3 separate regions of the Homo sapiens genome follow, and regions 2 and 3 are each linked to region 1. Evidence: chromatin contacts called from ENCODE Hi-C or POLR2A ChIA-PET data. All regions are on one chromosome and are shown on one strand. Each heading gives the region's core, a stretch centred on a gene start or an enhancer-like site at or near the end of the contact. The rest is flanking DNA. Distances are from core to core; before and after follow the strand shown.

Region 1 (4,389 bases), core at 953-3,452:
AACCAAAACCAGAAAGAGCCGGGTGCAGTGGCTCACACCTGTTATCCCGGCACTTTGGGAGGCCAAGGCAGGTGGATCACGAGGTCAAGAGATGGAGACTATCCTGGCCAACATGGTGAAACCCCCTCTCTACTAAAAATACAAAAAAATTAGCTGGGCGTGTTGGCGCGTGCCTGTAATCCCAGCTACTCAGGAGGCCGAGGCAGGAGAATCGCTTGAACCTGGGAGGCAGAGGGCAGAGGTTGCAGTGAGCCAAGATCTCGCCACTGCACTCCAGCCTGGCGATGCAGTGAGTCTCAAAAAAAAAAAAAAAAAAAAAGAGAAAGCCACTGCCCTTGACTACCAGTGCTGCAAGGAGTTTATACACAAGCACATGGGTGGTTTCAGTGAGATCTCAGTGTGTCATAATTAAGTGCCCTAGGAGGGGCTAGGATTCAAGTTGGCCCAGGGGAGACTTAGACGTAGGGGAATGGCCTGTGAGCTGTTCAGTGTGGACAGGAGTGAAGAGGGTTGGTCACAGTAACCTTGAGTCTAGATTAGGGCAGAAGGGCTAATGCTTGAAACAAACATTCTGCAAGAGCCCACTCTGGGCAATGTTGGATACACACTGATCTCTGAGACAGTCTTGGTCTCTTCCTTTACTGTGTTTCCTGTGCAGTGGGGGAAACAGACCTGTCACCAGACAGTAATAGATGAAAATGGTTAGGGCTGTGAAGGGGGAGGCATTGGTCAGAGTTATTAACACCGACTGATGGGGAAGACCGGGAATTAGGAATACCAAGCAGCAAGTTCCAAGCTAGAAACCAAATAAGAAAGGGCTAGTTCCAGCATTAGGTTTACGTCTCAGAAAACGAAAGCCGAACCCTCAGCAGGATTTGCCTGAAACACTCTCACAGACTGAGGTGGACCCAGGATTCAACTCTCAGTCAGGCATTTTTCTCACTTACCAATGCATACAATTGCCAAGTTATATGGCATACTGGAACCCAAATTCAGGAGGCAGCACAATCCCCTATGAGAGAGGAGGGGCTGGGAGCCAGATGTCTCACAGCTGTCCAGTATACTAGCTAATATACGGATTAGGATCTGTGCAAAGCTCTTTTCTTGCAGGGTCATTTTTTTTCTTTTTTCTTTCTTTTCTTTTTTTTTTTTTTTTTTGAGACGGAGACTTGCACTGTCGCCCGGGCCGGAGTGCAATGGCATGATCTCGGCTCACTGAAACCTCTGCCTCCCGGGTTCACGCGATTCTCCTGCCTCAAGCCTCCCAAGTAGTTGGGATTACAGGCACACACCGACATGCCCGGCTTTTTTTTTTTTTTTTGTATTTTGAGTAGAGACGGGGTTTCACTATGTTGGCCAGGCTGTCTCGAACTCCTGACCTCATGATCCGTCTGCCTTGGCCTCCCCAAGTGCTAGGATTACAGGAGTGAGCCACCGCGCCCGGCCGCAGGGTGATTTTAAGGCCTTTATGGGCCCAAGTTGCATTATAAAATGTTATATCCCAGATTCACTGGAATATGTACGATGAGAGCAGGTGGCATTAATATCTTGCAGTAATGAACTAATTGGTAAAAACCGTTTTGTTTACATTAAAATGGTTCAAAAGCCAGCGACACAGCGATGATTGTTTCCATTTAGCAGATGTGGATACTGAGGCACAGAAAACGGTCAAGCCTTCTGCCCACAGTCACCAGAAAGGAGGAAATTCAAGTCTGGGGTTGTGTGGCTTCAGAGCCTGAGCTCAACCATGACGAGCACACTGAAAAGGAAACCCCTCCTAACTAACTCCCGCTCCGGGGTCCTTTAAGAGCGTCAGAACCCAGAACTGAGTAAAACAAGATCAAAGCGTATGTAAATACGGACTAGGGGCTGCCGGGAAATAATCACTACGGCTAGGCCCTAGGGAAAGCAGACGTCGGAGTCCTAGTGCGCCTGCGTAGCCCCATCTCGCCTTTCCGCCCCACGGCCTAGCGAGGCCCATCTCTAACCCACACAGGCCCAAAGTTGTCTAATGTGCGCAGGCGCCCTGCTGTGAGCCCGCCTCCTTCTCTGCCCTGCTCTTGCGCTCTCGCTCTCTCAGAGTTCGTCTCTGGCTCTTTGTACGTCACTTCCTGTTTGTGGCGCGAGAGGGCGGTATTTCCGTCCAGAGGGTGGGAGGGGGCGGTAAGCGGGGGCTGGGGGGAGGGGGCGGGGGGGGCCGCGCCGTGCTAGCCGTTGGGCCTGCCTCGGAGGAGGCGTCGCCGCCGCCGCTGCCGCTGCCGGCGCCGTTGCCGCTGCCGGGAAACACAAGGAAAGGGAACCAGCGCAGCGTGGCGATGGGCGGGGGTAGAGCCCCGCCGGAGAGGCTGGGCGGCTGCCGGTGACAGGTGAGTGCGCCAGCGCGTGTCCCCGAACGCCCCCCCCACGATGGTCGCGTCCGGGCCCCCCGCGGTGCCGCGATGGGCTGTACCACCCGTGCCCGGCGGGGGGACCGCGGCCCTCGAGCCCCTCCTTCAGGAGCTGAGTGGGGGTGGCCGAGCGGGGGCGGTGGGACCAGCCTCGGGGGGCCGGGGCGGTGGCGGCGGGCCATACCACTGAGGCGGTGGGGGGAGCGCTGCAAGTTTGCGGGACGGGGAGCGCAGGCCGCAGCGTGCGCGGGCCGGGGGCTGGACCTTTCGGGCGCGGCGGGCAGATCGAGCCTGGCGTGCGCGGGCTAAGCTATCGAGGGGGCGCGCCGCATCAAGTGTAGAGGGCTGTACCTTTTTGGCGCTGTGGAAGCCGTTGCTGTGCTGTATTTACAGGGGTGGGGGCTTCTGGGGAGGATGCTTCCCCAACTGTGGCTGGGTTATATCACCACGGCGTTGGGGGAGCCCTGCTTAGAACGTAGGGGAACCCAAATCAGAGGACTGTGATGTTTGTGATCTTTAAGGGACTGGGACGGGGCGGGACAGGCCCTAGTGGGTTTTAGGGGCGTATTTTGGGAGGACTGTGATGCCGATTGGTGAGGAGGGGTTTCTGTTTCCTGTATTTGACGTGTGTGGCGTTGGGGGTTTACACTGATCTCAGCCTTTATTGAACTTCTTAACGACTCTGGAGGGAACGTCATGGTTACTGGGGTGCTTTGGACCATGGAGGTGCTGCTCTGGATTCCATTACCCTCTCAGATTATTTACCAGGCAGTAACAGTTCTTTCCTTCCATAGGGGAGGGAGGAAAGCTGTGTTAGAAGTCACTGAAGTTGTCTGAGCCTTAACATTCTGAAGAGGAAGAGGGATTGGGCTTGGATTTGAGGAGCCGTGCCCCTGCACCCGCTTGTTAAAACTTGGGAGGAAGGAGTGTTTGGGGGAACACCTCTTCCCCCCAGGGAAGCTCTCTGGGGGCATCTTGATCTTGGGATTGTGAGGACCTCTTCCTCTCATTTGGAGACCTCTTGGGGCTCAGCAAGACGCCTGGGCTGGAGTAACTAGAGCCTCCAATGGGCTGCTTTTCAACTTCATCCACTCCTACCTTCCCAGAGAAGCAGCAGGAGTTCACTCGTGGGCTGAACTTGGTTGGCAGTGGATGTGAAGGGTCCAGGAACCAACGCAGACCACTACATGCTCCTCTGTCGCTGGCCACGAAGCTGTTTGTGTCTCCCAGTTACCAGCTCGGTCACACATCATGTTTACACTCCCCACCAAGGCAGTAACAGTTGGCCTTGCAGTGAGGCCGGGAGCTGTTTTCCCAGCTGTTCCTCTTTGCATAGGCCAAGGGGACTTGGAGTGGGGGTGCCCCTGGCCCAGCCTGGCCCAGGGAGGAAGGCTGCTCTGAAGGGCTTGGGACAGTCAGATCCCCCATGGATCTGGTGTCTTATTGTGGTCTGTGGGCTGGTGCTGGGAGCAGCCAGCCCCAGAGGTCTGTGGCCAGTGTCCCTGCTCCCTAGGCCAGATCATGACCTTGGCTTGCCCTGTAGCCTTTGCTCTGGGTCTGGAGTTCCCAGAGGACTGGCTGCAGTCCCTGATTGACCCAGCAGACCTGGGCTGGTGATGTGGTCAGAGGGGGCAGATGGTTGCCCCTAGTCCGCAGCAGTGACTTCCAAGCTGACTGGCTTCCGTGGCTCGTGGTTCCTGGAGAGAAAGGTCCCACAGTCTGTGAGGCAGCGGCGACTCTGTAGAATCTTTCTCCACTAGGGGTTTGTTCCTCTGGTCCTCTCCTGCCAGCTTTTAGAGGGTTTGCCTGATGGGGCTAACAGTGGCAGTGAAAACAGTAATCATGAAATTGATGGCTGACAGTAACTGAGTGCATTCTGTGGGCCACACACTGTTTGGAATGCTTCATATAGATAAACTTGCTGAATACTTGAATTCTAGAGCGGTAGGCGCTGTTGTTATGCTCTCCCTTTTAGATGAGAAAACAGCATCTCAGAGAGGCA
Region 2 (4,280 bases), core at 1,781-4,280, 1.1 Mb before region 1:
AGGGCCTTGAGTGCCAGGCTGAGGAGCTGAGGCCATCTCCTGAAGGCACTTGGGAGCCAGAGCAGGTAATGGACAAGTGAGATTTCACCTTTTTTTTTTTGGAGACAGAGTTTCACTCTGTTGCCCAGGCTGGAGTGTAGTGGCAAGATCTCAGCTCACTGCAACCTCTGCCTCCCAGGTTCAAGCAATTCTCCTGCCTCAGCCTCACGAGTAGCTGGGACTACAGCCACGTGCCACCACATCTGGCTAATTTTTGCCTTTTTTTTTTTTAATAGAGATGGCGTTTCACCAAGGTGGTCAGGCTGGTCTCGAACTCCTGACCTCAGGTGATCCACCTGCCTCGGCCTCCCAAAGTGCTGGGATTACAGGCATGAGCCACCGCGCCTGGCTGAGATTTCACTTTTAAATAATCTTTCTGTCTTTTAAGCTGGAGCTGGGGAAAAAAAAAATCTTTCCGGTGCTGTGTGGGTGAGGTGGGCAGCTCTAACCTTTCAGCTCTTGGGGCCTCCAGTCCCCCAGTGGTGGCACCAGCCTTGCTTTCTCTTTTCTCAAGCCCCCATTTTGTCCATCAGGAAATCTTAAACTGCCTCTACTTTTGAAATACATCCTAAATCCCACTTCTTACCCTTTTCTCGCCCAGCACCTTGATCTGTCCAAGTTCTTCTCTCACATGGACTATGACAAGAATCTTGTCTCTGGAGTCCCCTTCCCCAACCCCCCTGGTCTGCACCCCACATGCAGCTGGGACCCTGTGAACACCTAAGTCAGGTCCCATCTCTGCTCTGCTCAGAACCCTCCAATGGTCCCCATCTCACTCAGGGTGAAAGCCATAGTCTTAGCATGCATCACAAGGCTCTCCACAACCAGGCTGGCACCTCCTTCCCGTCTCCCCACCTCATTCTGCTCTAGCCATGCTGTCCCCACCAGGCACACTCCGTCTGGGCTCCAGCCATACTGTCCCCACCAGACAGTCCCCCCCCAGGGCCTTGGCACTTGCTGTTCCCTCTGGCTAGGAGCACTCTTCCTCTAGATGGCCACATGGCCTACTCCCTTCCTTCCTTTTAGCATTTGCTCAAATGTCACCTTCTTAATGAAGCTTCCTTGATCCCCTTCTTGCTAAAGCGGTATCCCCACCCTCACCCTACCCAGCTCTGTTTTCCCTCACAGCAATTACCACCATCTGATCTACCCTATAATTTGCTTATTTACTACATTCGTTGTCTAGGATATCAGCTTCACGGGGGCAGGAATTTTTGTCTGCCATCCATGTTCATGTCTGCCGTGTCCCCAGCTAGCTAGAACAGAGTCTAGCACAGGAGAAGGGATCAGCATGAGATGAGATGGGGCTGGATCTCCAAGGGCTTTGACTACCAGACTGAGGAGCTGAACTGTGTTCTGAGGACATGGGCAAAGCTATGGAAGGAGAGAAAGATGCTTCCAGATGCCAGGTGGAAGGTGGATTAGAGAGGGGCAAGAAAGAAGGCCCTGGGCCCAAAGAGAGCAGGGCAGGGACATGAGGGAAGGCAGGAGGTGTCCCTGACAAGGCCCATGATGGTTACCTGGGGACTGGAGGAGCAATGGGCTGCCCTGACATGGGGTCATGGAGGAGGATAACACAGAGAGGAAATTCAGCAGAGGTCTGATTAGAAGGGCCTTGAATGTTGAAGAGGTTGGACTTTATACTGAGGGCACTGGGGAGCTATGGAAGGATCCTTAGCAGGGGAGTAACATGGATTTGGAAAGATCACTTTGGCTGCTGTGTGGGGATAGATAAGACGGTGGGAGCCTAGAAAGGAGGCTGGGTTGGAAACTCTGGGACAGAAACCCAGAGAGGAAAAGACTGGGCCTGGGGTCTCCAGTGAGTATCAGGGAGTGGGGAATCAGCAGGAGTCTGGTCCCCACCCATCCCTCCTTTCCCCTCTCTCTCCTTTCCTGCAGGCTGGCCCCGGCTCCATTTCCAGGTGTGGTCCCAGGACAGCTTTGGCCGCTGCCAGCTTGCAGGCTATGGATTTTGCCATGTGCCCAGTAGCCCGGGCACCCACCAGCTGGCCTGCCCCACGTGGCGGCCCCTGGGCAGTTGGCGAGAACAGTTGGCACGGGCTTTCGTGGGTGGTGGGCCGCAGCTGCTGCATGGGGACACCATCTACAGTGGGGCCGACCGCTATCGCCTGCACACAGCTGCTGGTGGCACCGTGCACCTGGAGATCGGCCTGCTGCTCCGCAACTTCGACCGCTACGGCGTGGAGTGCTGAGGGACTCTGCCTCCAACGTCACCACCATCCACACCCCGGACACCCAGTGATGGGGGAGGATGGCACAGTGGTCAAGAGCACAGACTCTAGAGACTGTCAGAGCTGACCCCAGCTAAGGCATGGCACCGCTTCTGTCCTTTCTAGGACCTCGGGGTCCCTCTGGGCCCAGTTTCCCTATCTGTAAATTGGGGACAGTAAATGTATGGGGTCGCAGGGTGTTGAGTGACAGGAGGCTGCTTAGCCACATGGGAGGTGCTCAGTAAAGGAGAGCAATTCTTACAGGTGTCTGCCTCCTGACCCTTCCATCCTTCAGGTGTCCTGTTGCCCCCTCCTCCCACTGACACCCTCCGGAGGCCCCCATGTTGACAGACCCTCTTCTCCTACCTTGTTTCCCAGCCTGACTCTCCTTCCGTTCTGGGTCCCCCTCCTCTGGTCGGCTCCCCTGTGTCTCATCCCCCGGATTAAGCCTTCTCCGCCTGGTCCTCTTTCTCTGGTGACCCACACCGCCCGCAAAGCCACAGCGCATCTGGATCACCCGCTTTGGTGGCGCTTGGCCGCCAGGAGGCAGCACCCTGTTTGCGGGGCGGAGCCGGGGTGCCCGCCCCCTTTCCCCCAGGGCTGAAGGGACCCCCCTCGGAGCCCGCCCACGCGAGATGAGGACGGTGGCCCAGCCCCCCCATGCCCTCCCCCTGGGGGCCGCCCCCGCTCCCGCCCCGTGCGCTTCCTGGGTGGGGCCGGGGGCGGCTTCAAAACCCCCTGCCGACCCAGCCGGTCCCCGCCGCCGCCGCCCTTCGCGCCCTGGGCCATCTCCCTCCCACCTCCCTCCGCGGAGCAGCCAGACAGCGAGGGCCCCGGCCGGGGGCAGGGGGGACGCCCCGTCCGGGGCACCCCCCCGGCTCTGAGCCGCCCGCGGGGCCGGCCTCGGCCCGGAGCGGAGGAAGGAGTCGCCGAGGAGCAGCCTGAGGCCCCAGAGTCTGAGACGAGCCGCCGCCGCCCCCGCCACTGCGGGGAGGAGGGGGAGGAGGAGCGGGAGGAGGGACGAGCTGGTCGGGAGAAGAGGAAAAAAACTTTTGAGACTTTTCCGTTGCCGCTGGGAGCCGGAGGCGCGGGGACCTCTTGGCGCGACGCTGCCCCGCGAGGAGGCAGGACTTGGGGACCCCAGACCGCCTCCCTTTGCCGCCGGGGACGCTTGCTCCCTCCCTGCCCCCTACACGGCGTCCCTCAGGCGCCCCCATTCCGGACCAGCCCTCGGGAGTCGCCGACCCGGCCTCCCGCAAAGACTTTTCCCCAGACCTCGGGCGCACCCCCTGCACGCCGCCTTCATCCCCGGCCTGTCTCCTGAGCCCCCGCGCATCCTAGACCCTTTCTCCTCCAGGAGACGGATCTCTCTCCGACCTGCCACAGATCCCCTATTCAAGACCACCCACCTTCTGGTACCAGATCGCGCCCATCTAGGTTATTTCCGTGGGATACTGAGACACCCCCGGTCCAAGCCTCCCCTCCACCACTGCGCCCTTCTCCCTGAGGACCTCAGCTTTCCCTCGAGGCCCTCCTACCTTTTGCCGGGAGACCCCCAGCCCCTGCAGGGGCGGGGCCTCCCCACCACACCAGCCCTGTTCGCGCTCTCGGCAGTGCCGGGGGGCGCCGCCTCCCCCATGCCGCCCTCCGGGCTGCGGCTGCTGCCGCTGCTGCTACCGCTGCTGTGGCTACTGGTGCTGACGCCTGGCCGGCCGGCCGCGGGACTATCCACCTGCAAGACTATCGACATGGAGCTGGTGAAGCGGAAGCGCATCGAGGCCATCCGCGGCCAGATCCTGTCCAAGCTGCGGCTCGCCAGCCCCCCGAGCCAGGGGGAGGTGCCGCCCGGCCCGCTGCCCGAGGCCGTGCTCGCCCTGTACAACAGCACCCGCGACCGGGTGGCCGGGGAGAGTGCAGAACCGGAGCCCGAGCCTGAGGCCGACTACTACGCCAAGGAGGTCACCCGCGTGCTAATGGTGGAAACCCACAACGGTGAGCTCGGAGGGGCAG
Region 3 (4,113 bases), core at 934-3,433, 1.1 Mb before region 1:
TCCCCACCAAAAATGAAGTAGGGGAAGCAAGAGGAAAGGTAATCAAGAGATTGAGACAGGAGAGAAAGATTTAATCAGCCATAAATGACCTTTCCCTAGCCTGCCCCAGTCCTGCCCACCTCCTGCCCCACTTGCCCAGCCAATGGGCCCCTGGGACTGAGATCAGCTGTGGAGGATATGAACTGCTCAAAAAAAAAAAAAAAAAAAAAAGTGAAAAGGTCTCCAGCCCAAAGGCAAGAGACTGCCCTACCCACACCTTGCTCCTGCAGCCCTTCTGTATTTACCTGTTTCAAGTGACTCCGTTCCTAGATACCTACTACGTCCTACTCCTGGCCCATCTTCTTCACCCTCCTCCCGTTTGTTCCCCTACCCAGAGCTTCTTTCTACAGATTCCATCTTCCCCTCCTTATGGATTGGGGATCAGAGGATCAGACTCAACCTCACAATATCTTTTCAGATTTTTTTCCCCAGGGCCTCACCAATCCAGGCCTTCCCAAGGTCACCCCTTTCTTCTCCCCATCTCCAAGGTTAGTTTCTGTCCCTTCCCTCCACCCTCACTATCAACATTCCTATTGCCCTTAGGATGTGCCAGGTCCAGTCCTTAGCATTTTACATATTGATTTTTCACAGCCCTATGAGGTGGCCACTGTTAATATTTTAGAGAGGAAAATTAGCTCCATAGATCCAGAGAAGTGCAGTCCGTTGGCCAAGGCTACACAAGTGGAAAGCGGCAGAGCAAGGACATGCATCCACCCATGTAACCACTACTCTCCTATCTGTCAACTGTAGTTCAAAGCTCTTCTGCAACCCATTGCCTCTCCCCGTCTAAAGATAGGCTTCCACCTAGGTTTTTTGCAGTGTAATCTTGCCCTTAGCAGCATCCACCTGAAGGGATTGTGACCCTTTTGACAAGAAACAAAGCCTTCTCAAGTGTTTCTAAGAAATGTGGGCAAAGTGCCCTGTCTGTACCTCTCTCCCTCCTTTTTTCCCCTCATTAATTCAACAAATATTAATCGTCTCCTCTGTACAGTGTCCAGAACACACGAATTCTCTGTCTTGATATTCGATCAAGAGACACAGGAATCAAACAAATTTTTTACACAATTCATTTTAAAATCAGAATTGTGGCAAAGGAGCAAAGAAATACAAGGCCCTATGCAGCCTGTGACAGGGACCTGTTCTCTTCTTTCTTCTTCTTGAAGAGGGATCTTTGCCCAGAAGAAAGTCCCTCCCTTACAAAGTCAGTTTCATTCTCCAAACCCTGAGGGAGAAGGTCTTGCGGTCTTCCCCTGTTCCTCCAAGGAGCCTCCCCTGAATACCAGTGGCAGCTAATAAGGAACCCCCATCTCTCTCTTCAAGTCGTCTCCCTCAGGGCCCACAAAGAAGTTGCAAACGGGTTTTTTCCTCTCCTAAAGAAGTGGAAGTTCTTTTCGTCTCCTAAGGAAGTGGCAGATCTTCCCTTCGGTGTCTTCTCCAAGGAGTCTCCCACTCTTTTTCCCTTTTGTGACAGCCCTTCCTTCATATCCTTCAGGGACCCCACACTCTGAAGATAGCCTTTACATCCCTAATCCCCTTTGGGAAAACCGCCTGGGGCCCAGGTACTCACAGATCTAGCCAGTCCCCGAGCCCCAGGCTGCCGCAGCAGCAGGAGGGCAGCCTGGCTCAAACCACGGTTTAGCCGCCAGACCCTCGCTGCAGCGATCGCTACCGCCATCTTGGCTAACAACCACTCAGCGGTCCGGCACTCACGTAGGCTAGATTCGGGGCTGCCTCTTTATGTGCCTGACGCAAACTCCAGCACCATCTGACAAGAAAACCATCTTCTTCCCGTTCTGTGGTAGATAGAATGCACAGAGATTTGGAGAAAAAAAAATCTATCTACCCAAAATTTTCTCCAATCGCCTCATTGTAGTTACTCCTGTAACAGGCAAAGAAGAGGGCAACCTGACCAGGGCCTCAGGGATTTAGGGCCCGGGGGCCCAGAGTAAAGCGGATCAATGCCAAGGCCTGCCTTCTGTTCCCAAATGTCCAATGGCGTTGCCAGAGTTAGGAGGTGGGACTGGGCGGAGCCAGATTGTTGGTAAACGCTAAGCCACGTGCGGACGCCCAGGAGGATGGCCCAGCCCGGCGCGTGCGCACTGGTTACGCAGCCTGTTTGCGGCGCGCGCTGCCAGGCGGAAGTGACAACTGCAGCCGCACGTGGGCTCGGCGCGATGGAGGAGGAGACGCATACTGACGCCAAAATCCGTGCTGAAAATGGAACAGGGTCCAGCCCTCGGGGTCCTGGCTGCAGCCTCCGGCACTTTGCCTGCGAACAGAACCTGCTGTCGCGGCCAGATGGCTCTGCTTCCTTCCTGCAAGGTAAGAACTTCACCCAGGTCTTTCTTTTGGAGAGGGACTACCGTGTACTGTGCAACCGAGTGCCCACCTCCTCACGATACCAGCTGGTAAATGTCACTCCTGCGTTGATGCATGATTTCTTGTCCGATTGAATACTACTAAATACGCAGGGATACACACATCTCTCCCTCACGACTAGAAAGGAGAAGATAGTTCCATCTTTGTAACTATCTCTGAGAATGAGAGGAGGGGCAGACTGTCCGCCCAAGAATTGATATTTCAGAATAGGGAAAATCACCTCGCCAGGGTAAATATCCCCCTTAACTCGATTCCTCCTCCACCCTCCCACCCCCACCCCCCACACACACACCCTCTAGGTCCTTGCATCCCGGACTGAAGCAAACCTGTCTATTTGCATACTGTGGACTGTGGCGGATCTTTCACCCACGTAAATACTCCTCAAATTGAAGATAATGTCATTGCGCTGGGTTGAGAAATACATCCCCACCGCTACCTCACTGCATCTCTCCACACAAGTAAATATCCCTAAGATTAGGGCAAGTCAAAAAAAAAAAAAAAAAAAAGATTAGGGCAAGTCTTACCTATAGAGCAAATATCCCCTTTTCCTAGCTAAATAACTCTCAGAAGTAGATTAACTCCAAGAATATTTCTCTTTAACGTTTGAGACGGGAGGCCGGGGGCGGTGGCTCACGCCTGTAATCCCCACACTTTGGGAGGCCAAGACCTGTGGCTCACCTGAGGTCAGGAGTTCGAGACCAGCCTGGCCAACATGGCGAAACCCTGTCTCTACTAAAAATACAAAAACTAGCCAGGCATGGTGGCGGGCGCCTGTAATCCCAGCTACTCGGGAGGCTGAGGCAGGACAATCACTTGAACCTGGGAGGCAGAAGTTGCAGTGGGCCGAGATCGTGCCATTGTACTCCAGCGTGAGCGACAAAGCAAGACTCTGTCTCAAAAAAAAAAAAAATTGAGACAGCGTCTCACGATGTCACCCAGGTTGGTCTTGAACTCCTGGGCTCAAGCAATCCTCCTCCCAAAGTGCTCATACAGGTATGAGCCACCACGCCCAGCCCCAATACATTTTAACAAAATTTGGCTGCTGTGTTGATTGTGGGGAGTATGGGGGAAAACAGGGAGGTGATGGTGGCTCCAGCCAGAGCAGGAGTAGTGGAGGTGATGAGATTCTGGATGTAGTTTGAAAGTAATACGGACAAAACTTACGTATAGTTTGGTTTGAGTGCGAGGAAAAAGATTCAGGCATAACTAAGGTTTCTGCCCAGATCTGTACAAGTCTGGAAATCAGAAGAGAGACCCAAGCTGGACATAGGCAATTTGGAACTCTCTGGCTATATAGATGGTATTTCAGGCTATTGCCTGAACGAAGTGAGTGTAGATGGAAAAGAGAAGAGGTCCCAGGACCAAGCCCTAGGCCTTCCAACTTGAGCAGTCAGAGACATGTGACAAGCTAGCAAAGGAGACTCAGAAGGAACGCCCAGAGAGTTAGGGGGAAACCAGGAGATGGTGGTGACCTGGGGCCAAGAAAAGAGCATGTCTGAGATGTGAGGGCTGACCAGCTGTTTCAGCCTTACTGACAGCCGGGTCATGGGAGGGTTGATCATTTGGAGGTCAGTGGTGACGATGTTGAGCTGCCGCAATGGAGTGGTGGGGTCACAGAAAAGGAAGAAGAGGCAGCTGTTCAGGAGTTCTGCTGTAAGAGGATCAGATAAGTGGGGCAGGAGTTGTAGATTGTTG

What was found. A loop is a pair of places that touch in the nucleus more often than their neighbours do. ChIA-PET counts read pairs that join two places held with the same protein, here RNA polymerase II (POLR2A). Pooled maps may share reads with other maps.
Region 2: a loop to region 1 is called in a pooled map, with 11 times the contacts of the local background. The contact joins the promoter of TGFB1 here to the promoter of AKT2 in region 1. A Hi-C loop is called at or near these places in 2 of 37 single-sample maps with no recorded cell type and 7 of 50 pooled maps. POLR2A ChIA-PET finds 5 or more read pairs at or near these places in 1 of 52 experiments (PC-9).
Region 3: a loop to region 1 is called in a pooled map, with 28 times the contacts of the local background. The contact joins the promoter of EXOSC5 here to the promoter of AKT2 in region 1. A Hi-C loop is called at or near these places in 7 of 50 pooled maps.

The regions. Positions count from the first base shown.
Region 1 is chr19:40,283,158-40,287,546 of GRCh38, reverse strand. AKT2 (AKT serine/threonine kinase 2) reads left to right here and starts at 2,202. Exons shown (of 14, transcript NM_001626.6): 1 at 2,202-2,366. RefSeq lists enhancers at 1,050-1,881, 3,038-3,177 and a silencer at 2,168-2,667.
Region 2 is chr19:41,352,672-41,356,951 of GRCh38, reverse strand. It overlaps TGFB1 (transforming growth factor beta 1), which reads left to right and starts at 3,030. Exons shown (of 7, transcript NM_000660.7): 1 at 3,030-4,262. The coding sequence starts at 3,908. It overlaps B9D2 (B9 domain containing 2), which reads left to right. Exons shown (of 4, transcript NM_030578.4): 4 at 1,939-2,535. The coding sequence ends at 2,252. RefSeq lists enhancers at 2,153-2,654, 2,578-2,727 and silencers at 2,728-3,257, 3,408-3,477, 3,778-3,857, 4,018-4,280.
Region 3 is chr19:41,395,429-41,399,541 of GRCh38, reverse strand. EXOSC5 (exosome component 5) reads left to right here and starts at 2,183. Exons shown (of 6, transcript NM_020158.4): 1 at 2,183-2,361. The coding sequence starts at 2,214. BCKDHA (branched chain keto acid dehydrogenase E1 subunit alpha) reads right to left here and starts at 1,724. Exons shown (of 9, transcript NM_000709.4): 1 at 1,607-1,724. The coding sequence starts at 1,714. RefSeq lists enhancers at 869-1,540, 1,696-1,975, 1,541-2,213 and a silencer at 1,972-2,260.